Regions from separate parts of the Mus musculus genome. Here region 1 is linked to region 2. A link is a loop called in an ENCODE intact Hi-C map of the cell type or tissue named here. Cell type or tissue: heart. All regions are shown on one strand. Each heading gives the region's core, and the rest is flanking DNA. Links, peaks and the distances in the headings are about the cores only. Region 1 holds the start of Gpc2 (glypican 2 (cerebroglycan)). Region 2 holds the start of Zfp157 (zinc finger protein 157).

Region 1 (10,243 bases), core at 1-8,000, 160 kb after region 2:
AATTACTAGTAGAAAACTAGGGGACAGAAATCAGTTACTGGTAGTGGGTTTCTACTTTCATTTGTATGTGAATTTTTAATAAACATAAATGATAAAGCATTAATGCAAATCAAAATATTTCAGTAAACAAGTTTCAACAGTTTGACTTTTGTAATAATTATAAATAAACTTGTAAAAATTTTCTGGACATAACTATATACTTTTTTAAATATAGTTAAATTTCTTACTGATATCAAGAGGAAGAAGAGAAGAGGTAAAACACTTCTTTACCTGCATGCAACTTCTAGCAGCTTTCACAGCATCAAAAAGGTAATTGGTTGATGGCACTGATTCATTCTTGCCATTCCCACTAGATACTATTCGGGACTGCTTCTTCCGATGTTTTGCTGCCTATTAAATGTAAAAATATTAGCTGTACAAAAGCTGTAAAAATAATGGTAACATTTGATTTCATCATTATCACTTTAGGTAGCCTTAAGTCGTCAATTCCACAGCAATGCTTCCATTATTGTTTCAGATCTTAAGTAACTGGTCTCTTTTTAATGTTGTGAGATTTGTTATCATTAACCTTTTCTTTTTTTAAAAAGAATTCTGGTACCTCTATCCTAATATTCTCTCTTCTTCCATTCCATCACCTGAGTCCCTTCCAGGTTTTTCTTTGCTAATTCCCAGAGTAGATTCTGAATTAAACAAAATGGCAGACTCACTGGAACAGCTTTGGGTGGTTGCTTTGCTGCTCTCTTCTTCACATTTCGTCTTAAGCTGTCTTCAAAGTCGCTGTCTTCGTTAGTTGAGGGACTATCCCTATAGAGAGAATATGATTTCCCTTAAGCATCATCCCATTCCTGCCACATAAAGAGTTAATTATAATTTCTATTTATCTCTAACTGTGCCACATCTATATGAGGAAAAACATTCAAATTTTAAGATACAGGACAAGAAAAGTCACTTCAAAGCATTAGAGATGAAAAATGAGGAACTAAAAGAAGGTGAAATGGCTCAACAAGGAAGCCTGATGACCAGAATTCAACTCCTAGAACCATATAGCATTTCTTCCTCCCTTTCTTCTCCCTTACCCTACTCTACCTTCCATTTCTGTTTGACTGGTTTATTTCTATTTAATTTTAGAGCAGAGTCTCATGCAGACCAGGCTAGCTTGAATTCACTATGTAGCTGTCCTTAACCCTCTTTATCCTCCAGCCTCCTCGTCCCATATTCTGCGATTACAGGTATGTGCCACCATATCCAGCTTTCAGTACAGCATTTCTGATACTGTCATATGGCCCCACATACACTACAACCATGCTAGAAAACAACAGAGAGGAAAGCTGCTGGGGATGCAGAAGGAGCTCCCAAGTTCAGACCTCTCACCAACGGCACTCACCACTCTGCAGTTCCCTGTGAGTCTCTGTCATCACAGGGTAGGATGGAGGAGGAACAAGGAGACAAGGCCATCTGTGCACGTCTCACAGACTTTTGAAGTGGGGAAGACTCACTGCCTGAGGAAGAGCCATGGTGCTGGGTAGAAGGTGACCACAGAGTAGGCATGTTAATCCAGCTGTAGGAAAAAAGGAAAGAGTTCCTACTACTACTATATCCCTCTATAGACCATCATCTTTCTCTCCCAGAATGTGGTCTCAGTACTATGGGATAGAGCACCAAAACCAATAGTCAACCTAACCACATCGAGGTATTATGGTCACTACTGCTATAAGGGCTTGCAAACAGAAACCTGAAACTAGGAGTGATGCTGTAGGCTTGTAATTGCAGCTACCTGGGAGGCTAAGGCAGGTTGCTCATCAAATTCAAAGTCAGCCTGGAACTCCAGAGTAGCCTGTAGCCTGAGCAACTTAGTGAGACCTTATTCAAAATAAACAGTAAAAAAGAGGCCTGGGGGTTATAGCTGAGCAGTAGATGTTCCAAGACTCTGGGCAGCACCCAACTTTCAGTATGGCTAAATAAATTAAGGCCACAGGACCTGGGTCCAATCTTCAGTATAGGTAAATTAATTAAAATAAATAAATAAATAACACCAGAGGATCTGGGGCCAATCTTCAGTATAGGTAAATTAATTTAATAAGGCCAGAGGATCTGGGGCCAATCTTCAATATAGGTAAACAAACAAGGCCAGAGGGTTTACACAGAGCAGTTTCTGAGCAGCTTCTGGCACAAATCCCTCTTAGAGGAATCAGAGAGGGGTACACTGGCTGAGGCTCAGCTGCTAAAACCGAACCAGCAAAGCACCTCAGATTTCCATTTCTGAAACTCATTGTCTGACTCTACAGGAAATGGGAGGCTATTCGTGATCCGGAAGCAGAGGTGTCATTTGAGTTAAGCCACAAACATTCCAACGAGTAAAGCGCGTTCTCTACTTCCAGAAAGCGCGCTGCATAAGGTTGACCCCAAGCTTATTTGGGCTGTGGGGGAGGAGGGAGCAGGGTGTCTTCCGTTTATGAGGCTGCTTATCTCTCTGAATCAGAAGATGGGGTTTCCGGGCCCGGCGTGGTGGCGCACGCCTTTAATCCCAGCACTCGGGAGGCAGAGGCAGGTGGATTTCTGAGTTTGAGGCCAGCCTGGTCTACAGAGTGAGTTCCAGGACAGCCAGGGCTACACAGAGAAACCCTGTCTCGAAAAAAAAAAAAAGGGTTTCCGGCCTCCATAGCGGACACGAGACAGAGCTACAGACCTCAGTGGAGACAGGGGGTTGGAACGCTGCCTATTTATGGGTCCAAAGGGGCAACCTCACAGTTTGAACTTGGAAGAATGACCTTTAGATGAACACGGCTGAAGAAAGGTCACCACCTCAGAGGTCCTTTCAGGTCTCAGTGGACATCCCACCTCGGTCGCGAGACGCCCGCCGCAGCTGCTCTTCTTCCTCTGGTGGCGGGCGGTTAAGCCTTAGAAAAAAACGCGGGAAGGCACGGGATAAGCCGTGCGCAGGCGCGAGATTAACTGGTCTTCGCGCGGCTGAGAAGTGTCGCGAGACTTGGCGCAGCGCGAGCTCGTGCTAACCACGTTCCTGCCTCTCAGCGCGCTTGGCTTCGAGCAGCCGCCAGGCATGTAGCTGTGCAGTCCTGTCACGTGGGCTCCAGCGCGTGCGGAGTCGCTCCATCCTGGTCACGCCTCCTTTACTCCTATGTCCCCTTCCATTGGCTGAGCGTTTGCTGCTGCCTTCAGTCCGGCTCTTCAATTGCAATTGGCTCAGTTTCACCCAAACCCCGCCTTTCGAGCAAAATACCACGCCCCTTCTCAAGACCACAACCCCTACCCCTGCCAGCCTCCGCCGTGCGGGCCGTGTTCCGCCCCTGCCGAGTTGCCGTTCCACATTGGCTTCACGGCTACCCTGTCCCCGCCCCTGGGGCCGGCTTCTTCTTATCATTGGCGGGCTACCGCTTCGGGCCCCGCCCCCTGTCCCGCTCCCCGGCTCCCATTGTCTCCGCAGATGCCTCCTGGTCCTGCTACGGTGCTGGGGTTGTTCAGTTTTAGGGGACACGCTCCTATTCTTTTCTTCGAGACGTCCCGCGGCCGAGAACGGGGTTCTAGAGTTCCGCGGACTCTTCTTTCCTCCTTAGGACCCACTTTGCCCCGTCCCAGGGAGGAGAGCACCTATGTCTGCGCTGCGACCTCTCCTGCTTTTGCTGCTCCATCTGTGTCCGGGTCTAGGGCCGGGACATGGGAGTGAGGCAAAGGTCGTCCGGAGTTGTGCAGAGACTCGGCAGGTGCTGGGGGCCCGGGGATATAGCTTAAACCTAATCCCTCCCTCCCTCATCTCAGGTGAGAAGAAAGAGGGAAGAGTCGGGGTGGGAAGGGGCGGGGACGGGTCCTCCCCATCTCACAATAACTCTTTCCTTTCAGTGACCATTATGATGATTGTTTCATCTGTTGAGCATCTTTCTTCTCCAGTAACTTCCTTCCCGGGATCACAATAAACCTGCTGCTCATATAATAACTCTCATTCAGTCCCCACCCAAGGAATTCCCTTCTCTGTAATTAGCACACCCGTTAGTGTCTTTCTAACAGCCAGAAATCGCCTTGCAATTCCTGTGAGCTTCTATGACAATACTTTCTTGCTTACCAAGTAGCCCCACCCCTACAAATCCCGTTCTTCATTCCATAGTTGTCCCATAAGTCCCTGGAGGAGTGGGTTGTGCAGTGTTGGGGAGGGTTACCTGAAGACCCTCTGGTCACTAATATGGCCCTCAAAGCAGCTGTTCAATAGATGATCCCATTACAAATAGGAGTGAAGCTGAGATGGGTGAGGGACAATAAAAGAGGGTTCAGGTAGGGCTGAAGGGGCAAACAAAGGAAAAAGCAACCGGGCAGGTGGAAGACAAAAATCAGCCCCCAGAGATAGGCGAGGGATGAAAGGAGATTCCTAATATCCCTTCTTGCCATCCAGTCCTCCTCCCTGTCTCCTCTGCGCAGGTGAGCACCTTCAAGTCTGTCCTCAGGAGTACACCTGCTGTTCCAGTGAGACAGAGCAGAAGTTGATCAGGGATGCTGAAGTCACATTCCGTGGCCTGGTAGAGGACAGTGGCTCTTTCCTGATTCACACACTGGCTGCCCGGCATAGAAAGTTTAATGGTGAGGACCTTTGGGGGGTTCCCAGATGTGCTTCACACCTCTTTGTGTTTATGCACCCCGTTTCCTATTCCCACCTCCTGCAGTCATAGCTAGGCCACCACCACCCACCCCAGAATCCCCTGCTTATTTCCCATCCCCACTCCACATTCTCTACAGGACCCTGCCCTTCCTTGTTCCTAGTCTGCCAGCTTACTCAGCTTCTAATTCTTTTGCCTCTTCTTTTCCTCATTCCTTCCTGCCTCTGCCCTTTCCCTGCTCTCCCTGTCTCTGTTCCCTCTTCTCATCCCTCCACCTTTGTTAGAGTTTTTTCGGGAGATGCTGTCTATATCCCAGCATTCTTTGGCTCAGCTCTTCTCGCATTCCTATGGTCGCCTGTATTCCCAGCACGCCGTCATCTTCAATAGCCTGTTTTCCGGCCTGCGGGACTACTATGAGAAGTCTGGCGAGGGGTTAGATGACACCTTGGCGGATTTCTGGGCACAGCTCCTGGAGAGAGCCTTCCCTTTGCTGCACCCACAATACAGTTTCCCTCCTGACTTCCTGCTCTGTCTTACTCGGCTTACTTCAACTGCTGATGGCTCTCTGCAGCCCTTCGGAGACTCACCCCGCCGCCTCCGCCTACAGGTGAGGAGGTCCCACAACCTGAACTTCAGCAACCTCCGACCCTTAGTGACCTCTAATGGTATGAACTGTCACCTCCAAGACAATCACCCCCTTTTGTTCCCATGTCACCTCTGACCTCATGGCCTCTATCTTGGCCTTCTCTGACTTGGTGATCCCCATCTCAAGCCCTGGTCACCTATGTCTGACCCCTTGGTCTCCTTTAGCTACATTCTTTGCCCTACTTTTATATATACACTTGGCCCTCCACCCTCAGCTACTTTCTGCCAACACCTCTCTAATCCTAACATGGTAACTTCCCGTGGGTCAACGAAATAAGAATGGCCACCAAAGTTGGGAATCATTTTCACCTACAGTATCACATTGAATTATCACCATAATTGTTTGAGGTAAATGAGAGCATCCTTATTTTACAGAGGATAAAAATGGGGCTCCCAAGCAAGTCTCAAAGCCAATAAGCAGAGATGCAGGAGCTCACACCCTCAGTCTTCTAACTTTAGGTTCAGTGTTCTGATACATATTCTACCCTACTAGCTCTTTCCAAACACCCAGCCCTTCTAGACCACAATTCCTTTGGGCCTATTGAATTCCCCCTCTCTGTATCACCCAACAGTGTACCCTCCCCAAGTTAATCCCACAAACTCAACCTCCTTCTGTCTCTCACTCCAGTTTTGACTAACTGATAATTTTTGTGGGTTTGTTTGTTTTTTCTCATCTTCTTTTCCTCCAGATATCCAGGGCACTGGTGGCAGCCCGGGCCTTGGTCCAGGGTCTGGAGACTGGAAGAAATGTGGTCAGCGAAGCACTTAAGGTTAGAGGGGCCCTGAATATGGACAGAGCCCAGGATGTGAAGAAGACAGGCACCATCTGGCAGGAGAGGCCTAGAGCTGTCCCTTCCTTATCTGTTCCTGGGCTCTGGTGTTCCAGAGGACATCAGGAAGGAAGGCCAGAGTCAGGCCTCCCCGGGGTGTCTGACATGATCTCCTGGGACTTCTGGTCCTCCCTCTGGTGACCCACATGCCTTCTGCTGATCTTTCTATAACAGTTTGAGATTGGAGTGAACCCCTCAATGTCCCCTCCTTCCTCCCTGCTACTGAAGATCTCTCTTCATCACTGGTCCTGTCCCCAGCCTCACCTCCTGCCTCCTTCCTCTCTCCTCAGCCTAAGCTCACTCTTGGCCCTGAATCTTTCCTTACCACCTCCTCCTCAGTATCATCCTAGTCAAACCCCTCTCGTGAACCAGAATCAGCAACCTTTTCTCTAGGTACCCCCCTTCTCAGTCCCACAGCAGTCCTGTGGTATCGCCAGGTGCCACATGGGGTCACCAACCACAATTGTTCACATCCAGCTTCCAACAGATAGCCTGGGGAGGTGGGTCAGGCCGGATCTTTGACCTCTCTATGCCCAGCACCAAGTTTGCTAAGAATAGCCTGCGTGTTCATGGATGCCCAGACCCATTTTCTACCCACAGGTACCAGTGTTGGAAGGCTGCAGACAGGCCCTGATGCGTCTGATTGGCTGCCCTCTTTGTCGGGGAGTTCCTTCACTTATGCCCTGCCGGGGCTTCTGCCTCAATGTAGCCCATGGCTGCCTCAGCAGTAGGGGACTGGAGCCTGAATGGGGCGGATATCTGGGTGAGGGGCCTCAAGAAGCCCTAGATGGAGGGGAGTCCTGAGTAAGGTTGGGGGCCATTTGAGTAAGGAGAGGGTGGCCTAAAACCAAACTGGGGGAAGCACAAGGTGGGGGGGGGTGGTCTCATGCAGTCACACAGCCCACCTACAAGCAAACAAAGTGCTCTTTCCTTTAAGGCCCCAGTGAGATGTGTGGGAACATATTAAATCAGAGCTGTCCCCTGTCCCCTTTCTCCCCTTCCCTCAAGATGGTCTCCTGCTGCTGGCTGAGAAACTCCAAGGACCCTTTTCCTTTGAACTGGCTGCTGAGTCCATTGGGGTGAAGATCTCAGAAGGTTTGATGCACTTACAGGAAAACAGTGTAAAGGTGTCAGCGAAGGTATAGAGAGGGAAGGATGGAGGTGAGGTGTGGGTGTCAGAAACAATAAGGCATATAGAGGACTGTAGTTTCCGAGACGGGACACTCTGATTGGCTTCAGAGTGGCTCTTGAGGTCTTTCCCTGTATGATAGGTGTTTCAGGAATGTGGGACCCCCCATCCCGTGCAGTCCCGCAGCCGGCGAGCACCAGCACCCCGAGAAGAGGCTAGCCGGTCGTGGAGGGCTTCAGCGGAGGAAGAACGGCCCACAACAGCGGCAGGCACTAATCTGCACCGCTTGGTTGGTAGTGGAGCCACCGGGGCTGGTGGGTGTGGCAAGACAGCTGCTCACAAGTGCTGCAGCTTTGTTTTCTGTCGGGCAGGTTTGGGAGCTCCGGGAGAGACTTAGCCGAGTACGGGGCTTCTGGGCTGGACTGCCTGTAACCGTATGTGGGGACTCCCGCATGGCGGCAGATCTCTCACAGGAGACGGCACCCTGCTGGACTGGAGTTGGGAGAGGCCGGTGAGTCTCGGGCTCAGGCGGCTATGGGAGTCTGGAAGGAGGGAAGGCTGCAGCCGGAGCCCTCGGGGTGCTGTGCTCTCAGGTATATGTCGCCTGTGGTCGTGGGCTCCTTGAATGAGCAGCTCCACAACCCGGAGTTGGATACTTCGAGTCCCGATGTCCCGACGCGGAGGCGGAGGCTACATCTCCGAGCAGCTACTGCTCGAATGAAGGCGGCTGCGCTGGGTCAGGATCTTGACATGCATGATGCGGGTGAGGCTCAGAAACTCACTCTGCAAGGCCCCTTGACCCAGGCCCTGGTCCATTGCTTCCCAAGTCCCGCCCACTAACCTCCATCTGACTGCTATGAGCCAGCTCTGGAGCCCAGCCCATTGCCTCTCAAGTCTCATCTTGCTCTTGGAACTTCCCATTGCTCCTTGACACCACCCCAACTGTGCTTCCACTCCTGCCCATCCCCCTTCGAGGCCCACACATTGCCCCACTAGCCACCCTTCCACCCCTCATCCCCGCCCCACATTAATTAGCTTCATTCTTTTCTATTCACTTAAGCCTTAAGTGCCTGTCTCAAAGGTCTCCATCCTTGACTGTGGTGGGAGACACAAACATTCCTACAGAGAACACTGAGGAAACTTATTGTAAAGAACTGGGGGCAGGGAAGCTAGCTGTGCTGTCACTGGGCTGCCCCACCTCCACCCCACCCCCACCCGTGAAATTAACCAAAAAGAGAACCAAGCACATCCAACTTTTCTTAGGTTGGCTCCCAACTCCTCCTCCCTCCCCATCCCCCTTTCTCTACCTTTGTTTTCTGGCTTCTTGTCTGCTTGCCATCCCCATCGACTCTTTTTTTTTTTTTCTTCTGCTCTGTCTTTTCCAGTCTCCTTGCCTTCTCCCATCTCCTTGTCTGGTGTGTGATTATGCGTTTCCTTCCTGGTATTCCTGTCACCGCTCACAGTTGTGTGTCCTTCTCTTGCCTCTCTGAATCTCCTTTTTTTATATTAACTATACAAAGTAATAGATTTCATTTTGACATTTTCACGCATATATATGAAAATGTGCTTATGGTTTATCTCAGTTTCCATTTGAAATCTCTTGCTCTTCCTTCCTACCATCTACCTCTGATCCTCTCCATCTACACAGATGAAGATGCCAGTGGCTCTGGAGGGGGACAGCAGTATGCAGACGACTGGAAAGCTGGGGCAGTGCCTGTGGTTCCCCCAGCCAGGCCTCCAAGGCCACCTCGTCCTCCTCGAAGGGACGGTCTTGGAGTGAGAGGAGGAAGTGGCAGTGCCAGATACAACCAGGGCCGAAGCAGGAATCTGGGGTCATCTGTTGGCCTCCATACCCCACTTGTCCTCCTCCTCCTTCCCTCAGCCCTGACCCTGCTTGTACTTCGATAACGAGGGAGGGGCGCCCTAGCATCAAAAGGCTTAGTGGCTCTTTTTCTTCCACCTCCCTCAGCCAGGCATGAGGAGGAGTGGAAGGGGGCTACAGAGAGGGCAGAAAGGGACTTTGTGGGTGAATGGCTGGGGCCCCAAATCCAGGAGTTTCCAATTAATGGGGTGGGAGGTAGATGGGTTTCATAATATTTATTTTTTCATTTGGGAACTGGGGATATTTATTTAGGAAGGATGGTTCAGCTCTTTTAAATCTTTGGGCTCACTGATGGGGTGGGGGGTGGGACACGGGGTTGAAGGAACTTGAAAGTGGGGAGGAATGGTACTATTGGCATGGGGGTACCTGGTATTGAAAATGGACACATAAACTAGCTGAGAGTGATGTCACTTGCCTGTAAACCCATTATTCTTTGGGATGCTGAGGCAGGAGGATTGAGAGTTAGGGACTAATAAAGCTAGGTGCTGACAGTAGAACAGGAAGGAGGGTAGAACCTGAGTTTTGTTGCCTCTTTTAAAATCATCTGCTTCTTAAGTATGGGGCGGGGGGAGGGACCCATCTAGCGACCTTTGCCATCCACATCCATCACAAACTTCCACTTCATATTTCAGTGTTCATATCAGTGTCTATTGGTAAATAAAGAATTTATTGGACCACGTGTATGGCTCTCTGTGTGTGTATGTGTGTGTGTGTGTGTGTGTTTGCGTGCCCGCACACACTCCCAGAGACCAGAGGAGGACGTGTTTTGCTATATCTCTCTGCCTTATTCCCTGGAGAGACTGGCATTCTGGCTAAAGCGGATGCTAGGCTGGCAGCCAGAACGCTCCAGTGATCCTTTTATCCTCCCATATCACTGGAATCACAGGGAAGATGTGCTTGTGACCGAGCCCAGTGTCTTTACATGGCTATAAGGGATCTGAACTTGGGTCCGCACGCGTGTGCAACAAGTGCTTTTCCTCCAGTCTATGTTTCCCTGGGCATCTGTAACTGGCCCAATTTCTACCTGCTTCTTGCCTCTTGGAGTCTGTCACTTGGGAGCAAGCAGCTCTAAAGAACAACCCCGTATTTCCCAAGCCTGAGGTCTGAGTATCTTAATATATTAAAAAACAATTTGGAGATCAAACAAATTACATGA
Region 2 (10,350 bases), core at 964-8,963:
TACAGGCTTGAATATGCTTGGCAGGTCATCTCTGAGCTATGTCCCCAGCTCTACTGTATAACCAAGGAGTCTAATACCAGTCTGAAATTGCCAAACACTGAGAAGTTAAAAGAGGTCACACCCTCCCCTTTACCAAATGGAAAAATCCCAGGATGCGATATGCTGTGACAGGAGGACTGTTTATAAGTTTGGAAATACTTTGCACTATAAAGCAAGTTCAAGGCACCCTGGGAAACTGTGGCTCAGAAAACCAAGAGAAAAAAAAGCCCACAGTTCAAGAGTTAACCCACCACATCCCATGTTCATGCAAAGAATCAAATTCAGTGAGGAAAAAAAGAACACAACATAAAAGGAGAGAAGGCAGACAGGGACTGGAAAGACGAGCGTGCGCAGTGAGATCAGGAGGCTGCAGGAGGATAACAGACGTAAAGCTGAAAACACACTGCGTGCGTGTATGAAATCATCAGAGCAGCTGACTGAAACAGAAGTAGATACCCACAGCCAAACACTGGACAGAGGTAGAGGAATCTTATGGAAGAGTTGGGGAAGGACTGAAGGCTCTGAAGGGGATATGAACTCCACAGAAAGAGCAGCATAGTTAACTAACCTGAATCATTGGGAACTCTCAGAGACTGAGCCACCAACCAAAGGGCATACATAGGCTGGACCAAGACCCCGGGAACATAAGTGGCAGATGTGCATTTCAGTCTCCATGAGGGTCTCCCAACAATAGCAGGAAGACTATCCCTAAAGCTGTTGCCTAACTGTGAAATCTGTTCCCCAACAGAGCTGCGTTGTCTGTCCTCAGTGGGAGAAGATGTGCCAAACCCTGCAGAGACTCCATGATACATGGATTCGGGAGATACCCAGGGTAAGACACAGAATATAAGTCACCATATTCCATGTTAACAAATTGGAAGTAATACTGAAGGAAAAAGTTCCCACACTTTCAAAGTGGTTTGCAGATTCAATAATATCCTCATAGTAAAATAGACATACTTCTCCACATAAACAGAAAAACACTGTCCCAAACAATGCCTTAAACATAATATAAAAGCTCCAGAGACCCCAAAGTAGCAAAGCATCTTGATCGGAAAGCACAAACATGTAGCTCTTAGTATCTACCTTCAGTAAAATATACATACTTCTCTACATAAACAGAAAAACACTGTCCCAAACAATGCCTTAAACATAATATAAAAGCTCCAGAGACCCCAAAGTAGCAAAGCATCTTGATCGGAAAGCACAAACATGTAGCTCTTAGTATCTACCTTCAAACCTCATTCCAAAGAGACGTAGGAAATGGCCGCCAAAAGAGACACAGAAACCACTGGAAGAGACTGAACAGCCCCAAGCAAAACCATACCTATTCAGGGTTATGCTGGGGATTTGAAATGGATTCGGATGGACCGGATGCTCAAGAGAGCGACTCAGACCCCTTCTGCCCAAGTACATGTGCCGTAGAGGGCAAAACTGAGTAAGAGGCGGTGTCTTCAGGGCTACCACTGTCTGAGAGTCACTTTATCTGACTACAACAAATACACTCTCTGGTTCACCAGATTGGAAGAAATGGATATTTTCTTGGGTGGGGTAAACAGATGATATCTTACAACAAAGACAAAGTAAATGAACTATGTCTGTCACAAAAAATCAAAATCCTGCATGCCCTCACTACATTTGCAAGTTCAAGGTGACCTCAAAGAAATAGAGAAAATGGCAGTTCCAAGAGCAGACATGGCGGGTGTGGGGAGGTAGAGAGGGGTGGTTAGTATTTGCTCCAAGTACACAGGCAAGGGACACAGAATTTACATTCTATATACGGTAATAAATATATTTGACAACAATTAAATCAATCTTTCAAAGTAGCTATCAGAGAGAATTTAAATGTTCCTATCACAAACAGGTTGTGTCTAAGCTGGCAGACTTGCTGCCTGGCTTCATCAGATAATCATATATTATCTAGAGTATTTCCCAAGCCACACAGTTCTTTATGTATGTACGGCATCAACACAGGCAAGCTAAAATATGAGCAACTTAGTGTTATATTAAAAGTTTGCGATAATACCAACAGTTCTCAGCCAAGAGGAAAGTAATTGCTGAGAGCTGCCAGGGAATGAGACTCACCCAAGGATACCAGGCTGCTATAGTTCTCCAGCATCACGTCCCTGTAGAGGGTCCTCTGAGCAGCATCCAGCTCCTGCCATTCCTGCCAAGTGAAGTCCACTGCTACGTCTTCAAATGACACCAACCCCTGCAACGACACACTGCTCGTTAACCCAAGGTCTTAGCCCTGGAAATAGAGTTCACTTCCCTGGATTAGAGGTAGGTGGGTTTGGAGTGACCTGGATGAAGGAGGAGAGACCAAGGGGAGAAGGAAGAGAGGAAACTGCCATGAGGGGAGATGAACTATGAGCACATAGCCAGAAGATGGTAAGGCGGAAGAGGTGACTTCATGAAAACATTGCCCTGAGGACTGGCCAATTGGATTTAAGAGCAGCCTAAATGAAACATAGTAAGCAATAACTTAGGGTTATCTATAAGAAAGTAGATTCAAATAGCATAGAGGGTAGATATCTGCCCAGCTCATGTGCTGTTTCAGGCTTATTGTAAATAATAAAAGTTGTGTGTCTTTTATCCGAGAACTGAATGATCAAGATAAGATAGAAACCCTGGATTGGTATTGATAATTTTACACTTATGACCACAGTCTGCACTCACTGAACCTCAGTTTTAGATTGCATCTACTTGTGGGAATATATGCTAAACTCCCAAGATCTATGAACAAAGCAATCTGGCATATGCAAATGTGCTAGGGAGCTAGGTCTAGAAAAACAACTGTCTAAAATCCAGCAATAATACAGACAAGGGTGACAAGACAGACTGCTATCTAGTCTTAGAAGTTATCAGTTCATTTAGAAGCTTTGTACAGTCTAAATTGTAACAAATTTGCCCCAAGGGTTGGGAATGGAACATACCACACGTGTCACACACACAAATTACTGAACTGGTTTGTATCTTTTTCTTTAAGGTTAGGTTTCACTAAATTGCCCAAACCCACCATGAACTCACTTTACAGTCCTCAAATTTGCAATCTATATCTCTATCTATCTATCTATCTATCTATCTATCTATCTGTATGTATGTATATATATATATTGGCCTGCACCACCAGGCCACCTCCTGGCTCAGAGGCGAGATTTGAACCTATCTAGGTCTCCCTGTCTCACCTTACTAGAACATGGATTGAGACATCCAGAGTGAAGAAAGAAGGAAGAGGTGAAGCCTCCATGCATGGCTGTTCTTGGAATCCCACATTAAATCCTTCTGAGTGGGATCAAGTCAGACAAACTACCTTCCAGAGCAGGGCTCTTTCAGAGGCTGAGACTCACCAAAGACACAGAGATAGAGACATGATGATGTCTAAGGCATGGAGATGGATACGATGGCTTGTGTCGAAAAAATCCCCAAGGATCACAAGGCTATGGCTGGAGGGTCAGCATACGCTTTGAGACCAGACTAGGCTACACTGTGAGGTCCTATATGAAAACTCAGATACAAAGAACAAATAAATCTCACAAACAAGGCACAGAAGGAGGCAAAGGATGCAGGGACAGATTTTTACAGACACAAAAGGGGCACACATAAAGAGAACTGAGACTGATATGTGAAGTGCTCAGGTTTAGGGTGCAGTCCCCATTTCCTGCACCCAGAGTCTCCTAACTTTCCTCCTTCACCACCCAGGAACCAGACCAGTACCCAAGGAATATCTGGAAAGCCCAGTGCTATACGGCCAAATTCCAAAACGGGACTTACAGAGCCTGCCTCTCTACCCCACCTCTCTTATTCCAGAGCACATGAGCCAGGGATGTCCCTAAGCACCTGGCTGGTTCCCCTCCCTTTAATGTCTGCAGGTCTTGCTGTGTGCTGTCTCTCATGTCTTCTCCTCTGACTCTAGTCCTTTTTTTGCTACCTGCGTTTTAATTCCCCCAGCACCATACTGTGCTACATAAGCTATGCCTGTGTGCCAGGACCCCACCAGAAGAGAAGCATTCAGGGTTGCCCCTGATCCCCAAGTTGCACAGGTGGGGAGAGGTAAAGGAAGGACAACTAGGACCTGGGCTCCTGCCAACAAGTACGAAAGGTTGGCCTGTGTTCCCAGCTCAGGGAGGAGAATGGTTAAGTTCAAAGCCAACTCGTGCTGCAGTTAAAACTATGTCTAAAATAAATAAATAAATAAGCAAACAAACTGTAAAAAAATTAGGAAGCTAAAAAACACATAAATAAAAATCTGTAAATGAAGTGAAATTGTGAAGAACAGGAAGAGGCTCACAAGGCCCCATTTCTCCTTGAGGATGTATAGGCAGTTAATGGTTGCATAGGGAGAGGCTCAGGAGAGCCTCTTTATTCCGTAGTATAGTAGTATAGACAATGGTGGGGCCCATGCTCCTGTAACTAACCTTCTTCCTATGTAGAAGTCGGGGGGGTCATTTAAAAAAAAAAAAAAAACTAATACTAAGGGGAAGTACTGGAAAAGAGGAAGAGAATCTGAGGGAGTAGGAAAAGGACCGGGAGGATAACAGAGGTTAGGTAGAAGAAAATACAACATTACACATAGATATAAGATGTAATGAAATGAAAGTCACTACGGTGTACCATTAATATATAAATGCTAAAATCGTGAAAGGAAAAAAAAAAGGACAAGTAACTAACTGGCTTAGGGCAGAGCACTACCTTGCATAAATGAATTCCTAGACTCCATCCCTAGAAATAGAGAGCCAGAGGCAGAAGACAGAGGGAGAGTGAAGGAAACAGCAGAGAGGAGAAGAAGTACCTACTCCGGGTCACTCAGGGACTCCCGGGACTTGAAGGACCGGGCTCATGAACAAAACGTGATGGGCTGAGATGGGTTGAGAGGTGAGGAAGTGGGCGGGGAAGGTCATGCTCACGGGCTTCCATAGAGGTTCTGAGATAGAAACATCACAAGATTGTGACTTGAGAAGCCAGGGACAAACGTGGAGATGCAAGATGAAGAGACGGGGCGGGGCGCCGGCTGCAGAAAAATCCTGGGGAGGCCGATGGCCTTGAGGGCCCAGAGACCAAGAAGGCAGCAATCCCCCATGCTGGTCAAAGTCCTACCAGATCTGGAGGCGGCCGACAAACTCCCGGCCGCGCTTGGGCAGTCATAAGTCCCGCAGTCCCGGTGTCCCCACCTAGGAGGCATCCATAGCAGCCCTGGTCATGGGAATCACGCGGACGCGACAAGACCCCCGAGCTGCAGCAGCCAGCTCAGCCTGGCCACAGCGCAGGCAGCAGGGGCACAAGCGACCCCGATGCGGGACGCGGGGCTAGGGGCCTTGTCGTGGGTAAACGCACCATTTCGGGACTCAGGTGAGCGCCCCGCCTCGCGCTGGGTGTCCAGGTACCAGCGAGTCACACGGCGACAGACACTAGGTGCAATCCAGAACACAGAGCTGGGAGAAGAAAGCGGCCACAGATGCCAAGATGGCGGGGTCAGCAACAACGTACGCAAGGCCCGCCTCCTCCCTTCCGACCGTGTGTCTGATTGGGTAGCCTTCAGTCTATTGTGTCTGATAGGGTAGCGCTTCAGGTCCACCCTGAGTGACAGTTCACGCTTCAACCCAGGGGTGGATGAAGCCAGAATTGACAAGGCCTTGCTTTCATGGGTAAATTAAGGCAGGGCTTCCTGTGACAGAACCTCCTTCCTTTTTGTTTTCACTTAACCTTGTAAATAAAGTATCTGAAAATGTGTGAATTGTATATAAATCTATATACATTGTTCGTGCCCTATGTATTCCAAGAACAAATTTAAGTATTCACTTAAAACAATCAAAACAAACATTTGGATTTGATTTTAAAAACTACCATTTAGGAAACCAATGCTGCTATGGATGCTTTTCATTGTTTACCTTAAGAAATATTTGAAAACATGTATAATGCATCCCACATACATGCAAAATATTTCCATTCCTTGGTCTTTAATCCCAGCACAAACAGAGGCCTACTGGTTTCTTTCTTTCTTTCTTTCTTTCTTTCTTTCTTTCTTTCTTTCTTTCTTTCTTTCTTTTTTTTTTTTTTCTATTTCCAACATAAACAATAATCAAATCTCTGTTATTAGGTCACCTTCCCAAGAAAGCTAGGGACATTCATACAGATGTGTATGCAAGGAATACATTTTCTCTTGTAACAATGTAGCCGAACAAGGGATCATGTCTTGAATTTGTTCTTTGATTTTAGCTAGGCAAAGCCTCACAGCATACATGGATATCATGCATAGTTCAGGCATCACAAACCATAGAACTTGTGATTGTAACTTCTGACATCATAGCAAAGGTTTCCAGTGGAATAAAGAACCAGTGAAATCAGAGTCCAGGATCTAGAACCCAGGCATTAATACGGTTAAAATGCTTTCCAGAGTAATTCAGTATGACTCCAGTCCCCCAAGACAATAGCTGTCAAGGATTACTTCGTAGTGGTTTCTTAAATTCCTTACTAATTATTTTTGAACAAACTTCTATTCTCCCCAGATTGAACAAAAGCAACAGAACAAAAAAAAAAAATCAGATTCATTCAAGCATAGCTTGGTATATTATCTCAGTCAGTGTTCTTTTGCTGTGAAGAGACACCATAACCAAGGCAATGGCTTTTAAAAAAGAAAGCATTTAACGGGGGCTTGCTTACAGTTTCGGCCATTTAGTCTATGACTCTCAAGGTAAGGAGCATGGTGGCACACAGACAGAAATGTGCTGGAGAAGTAGCTGAGAGTTCTACATCCAGATCTGCAGACAGCAGGGAGAGAGACACTGGGTCTGTCTTGGGCTCTGAAATCTCAAAGCTCATTGCTAGTGGCACACTTCTTCCAGCAAGGGTACATCTACCCCCAACAAGGTCACACCTCCTAATTCTTCTAAGTTGTGTCACTCCCTCATGATTCATCATTCAGATATATGATATGAGCCTATGGGGACCATTTTTATTCAAACCACCACATATATCAATGAGTTTAAATTTATGTATTTATATGTGTTTGCATGGGCTTGAGTATGAAAGTCCCAGGACAGTTTGCTAGACATTGTGAGTCCCAAAAATCAAACTTAAGTCACCTAGTTTGGCAGCAGTGTTTTTACTTGATGAGCCATCTTGCCATCCTCCCAGAGTTTAACTAGAGGAGTGTGTGTAAGAGCATCCATTAGGGGCATGGGTACTGAAGAGGTAAGGTACTGGGGACAACACATTGCCAGATCCTAGCAGGGAAGAGAACAATTCTATCTGGTGCCAGGACCCTAGATTGTTAAGCAGGAGCAGACCATGCTATGTAGACACTCTGTTCTGCCAGGCAACTGTGCCAACCACCACAATTTAATCCTCACTGCCATGGCGAGAGGACCCAAAGTGTGGAAATCATAGGAATAAAGAATAGTTTCATAGGAGGAAGTGCAGAGACTTTAAAAGCCATGTGGTTTGTTTTCTCCCCCGAATATAAGTCACTTATACGATACTAAGGGGACTAAAGATTGATGAGGTGTAATACCCAGGGAAAGAAACAGCAGGATTAATTGGGTGGAGATACCATCAGGCTGTGACAGATGGCATCGATGGAAACATCAGGACCTTCCTATCCACAACTGGATCAGCCACAGCAGATATTCTGTACACTTTTAGCAGCTGCATCATTAATTCTTTATTGAGAGGAGATCAGAGCAGCATACTCAGTGTCCAGCCACTCCTGTGCCTTGTATTAATGATTACTCAACTTAATGCGATGTCTCCACATGTTGAGAGATTATTTTGTTTAGCTTTATGGAAGTGTTTGTGTTTATTTGTTCTTTGGAGTGCTTTGTTTGATTGATTGATTTTTTTTTTTTTTTGCTTTGTGGTAAATGGGATATAAGAGATGGTCTTATACACGGTAGGTGAGTGCTCTATGCCTGAAAACTACCCAGTCTTCCTTGTTTTGTTTTAAAAACATGTTCTCCCTATGTAACTCAGGATAGCCTTGGATTCCTATTCTTCCTGCATCTGCCACCCAAGTGCTAAGATTACAGTAGTTCCCTACTGTAGTTGATGCTGCATTGAGAACTTGCACTCTACCAGATCTGTGCTGACAGTGGTTAACACATCTCACCCTCACAGCCATCCTGTGAGGCACATATTTTAAGTCATTGCATAGGTGAAGGGATTGTCACTTATACAGGGCAAACTGCTTGTCCAGGATTATTCAGCTATTAACTGGGAGTACTGGGATTCAAATTCAGAACAAGTGGAGACTGAACCAAACCCTCTTGCATGCTATGAGCATATCATACCACTGGCTTATGCCTTTAGTACCTGAACATTTTGACCACAATCCAAAACTGAGAAATATTTTTCATTAATCACTTTTCTCAATTTATTACACATATAAACCGTCTACCACTGCCCTATAGTATTATGTTCAATAATTGTATTAGTTACTTTTTTGTTGTCATGATAAAAAGCAATTATATATAAAAGCATGACCAAAAGCAACTTATGGGAGAAAAATTTATTTTGGCTCACAATTCCAGAGGGAGAGTCTATAATGGTGGAGGAAGCAGGGGAGCAGGTGGCCAGAGCACAACACTTAGAGATGATACCATCACTCAAAGCATGAGCAGCTTATAAAGAGGGAAAACTGGAAATAAGGAGAAGGTATAAACTGTCACAATTAGCCCCCCAGTGGCATACTTCCTCTAGCAAGGTTCAATGTCCCAAATGTTTCACCACCTCTCCAAGCAGTGCTGCCCATTAGCATTCAGATTACCACAGTAAGTTTTGATTATTGCTGAGGGTGATGGTTCACAGCTATAGTCCCAGTACTGTGGAGAGTGAGTAAGGAGAACTCAAAGTTCTAGCTCATCCTGGGCTTCACAGTGAGAACAGGACAGGAAAGAAAAGAGGGAAGAGGGAAGAAATTAGGACAAAGGAAACTTTTTCCATACACTTAAAGGAAAAATGAAGATTATTTTAACTCAGCACAACACAATATTTATTTGGGGTAGGGGGGGTCAAAGGAAAAGCCTTTCCCAGCATGTGCATGAGTCCAGTACCTGTGTTTAACACCAGGTCCTGTGGCTCTCTTCCAGCTGCCTACAGATCATGTAGAACTCTCAAACACTTCTCCAGTACACGTCTGTCTGCATACTGCTATGTTCCCCTCTCCCGCAACAACAATGAAGTTAAACTTCTGAAATTGTAAGTCATCCCCAACTAAATGCTTTCTTGTATAAGAGTTGCTGAGGCCATGGTAACTCTTCACAGAAATCGAACATTGACTAAGACATCCACTAACTGTGGAATCTGCTAGCAGGTGCTCTAATTACCAGGTTTGGGGTTGGGGGGTGAGCAAAGGGCTTCATTCAGCTGAGACACTTCCTTGTTTGCACAGAAGTCTCTGCTGATGTCAATGAGCTTTAGAGGTTATCATTAGGTAGTATATTTACTCACTACAGAAACCTCAATTTTCTTACACTGAGGGAATAAAAGACAGGAGTAGCCCTTGAAGTGTCAGACTATATGAGTGGAAAGGGAGTTGGGATTTTTGCCTGAGTTCCTCAGCGCTTTCAGAACACTATGACCAGTGGTGAGGAAAAGGCTATGAAGAGCCAATGATTTGTTGCCATGGCTCAGAATTCTCAGTCTCGTGGTACAGCAAAACACATAGCATTGGCAAAAATAAATAAAATAAATAAATAAATAAATAAATAAATAAATAAATAAATGTCCAAAGGCTAAGAATTGAATCTGAGCTCAGAGCTCCTGTTCTCTGCGAAAATCTCTAAGAGCTGGGGCTCATTCCTTATCACAGAAGATGAGACAACTAAATCCTCCATTGTGGGAAACCGATGAAGTCTGAGTGAGTCCGTATTGTTGATATGAGCACAGCCATGTTAAGGACATCAGTGCTTCAGACCCATGGACATGGCAAGGGGTCAGGCAGAGGGCAATGGTAAAGCCTTCTCATCTGAGAATGGATGCTGATAGTTTGTACTGAAAGTATCAACCATGGCTTCCAGATGACTGTAGCCTGAGACTGCACACCTATAGAAACCCAACACCAAGATCATCTAACTGTCATGGATCTGGAGGCAGTGGAACATGGGAGAATGGGGCTTAAAAATGAGGTGAACCAAAGTCCTATGCAATCAACAAATTTATTTAGAGCATTAGACAATATTCTAAGGGTTAAGCAAGATCATATGAGCAAAGCTCACATGAGTTTCAGCTGTGTATAATTATAAGAACAAATGTGTAGAAATATTATCTGAATAACAATTATAAGCAACAATGAGTAAACTGAAACAAACTTCACTC

What was found. Peaks named below come from ENCODE experiments on the same cell type or tissue, not always from the same donor. Only the 100,000 strongest peaks of a DNase experiment are listed, where the experiment ranks them.
Region 1: a loop joins it to region 2, with 2.0 times the contacts of the local background. A loop is called at or near these places in 10 of 42 quality-filtered maps.

Annotation. Positions count from the first base shown.
Region 1 is chr5:138,273,180-138,283,422 of GRCm38, reverse strand. Gpc2 (glypican 2 (cerebroglycan)) reads left to right here and starts at 3,486. Exons shown (of 10, transcript NM_172412.2): 1 at 3,486-3,774; 2 at 4,426-4,584; 3 at 4,886-5,208; 4 at 5,936-6,016; 5 at 6,677-6,839; 6 at 7,085-7,215; 7 at 7,348-7,494; 8 at 7,577-7,716; 9 at 7,799-7,968; 10 at 8,854-9,763. The coding sequence starts at 3,609. The coding sequence ends at 9,113. It overlaps Stag3 (stromal antigen 3), which reads right to left and starts at 2,914. Exons shown (of 34, transcript NM_016964.2): 1 at 2,769-2,914; 2 at 1,385-1,558; 3 at 708-804; 4 at 271-390. The coding sequence starts at 1,548. In heart, for the core only: no CTCF peak of the experiment used is centred there; a DNase peak (open chromatin) is centred at 3,252; H3K4me3 peaks cover 2,952 bases; H3K27ac peaks cover 1,735 bases; H3K27me3 peaks cover 348 bases.
Region 2 is chr5:138,436,653-138,447,002 of GRCm38, reverse strand. It overlaps Zfp157 (zinc finger protein 157), which reads right to left and starts at 5,527. Exons shown (of 5, transcript NM_028130.3): 1 at 5,374-5,527; 2 at 2,125-2,251. The coding sequence starts at 5,376. In heart, for the core only: no CTCF peak of the experiment used is centred there; a DNase peak (open chromatin) is centred at 5,552; H3K4me3 peaks cover 2,509 bases; H3K27ac peaks cover 1,426 bases.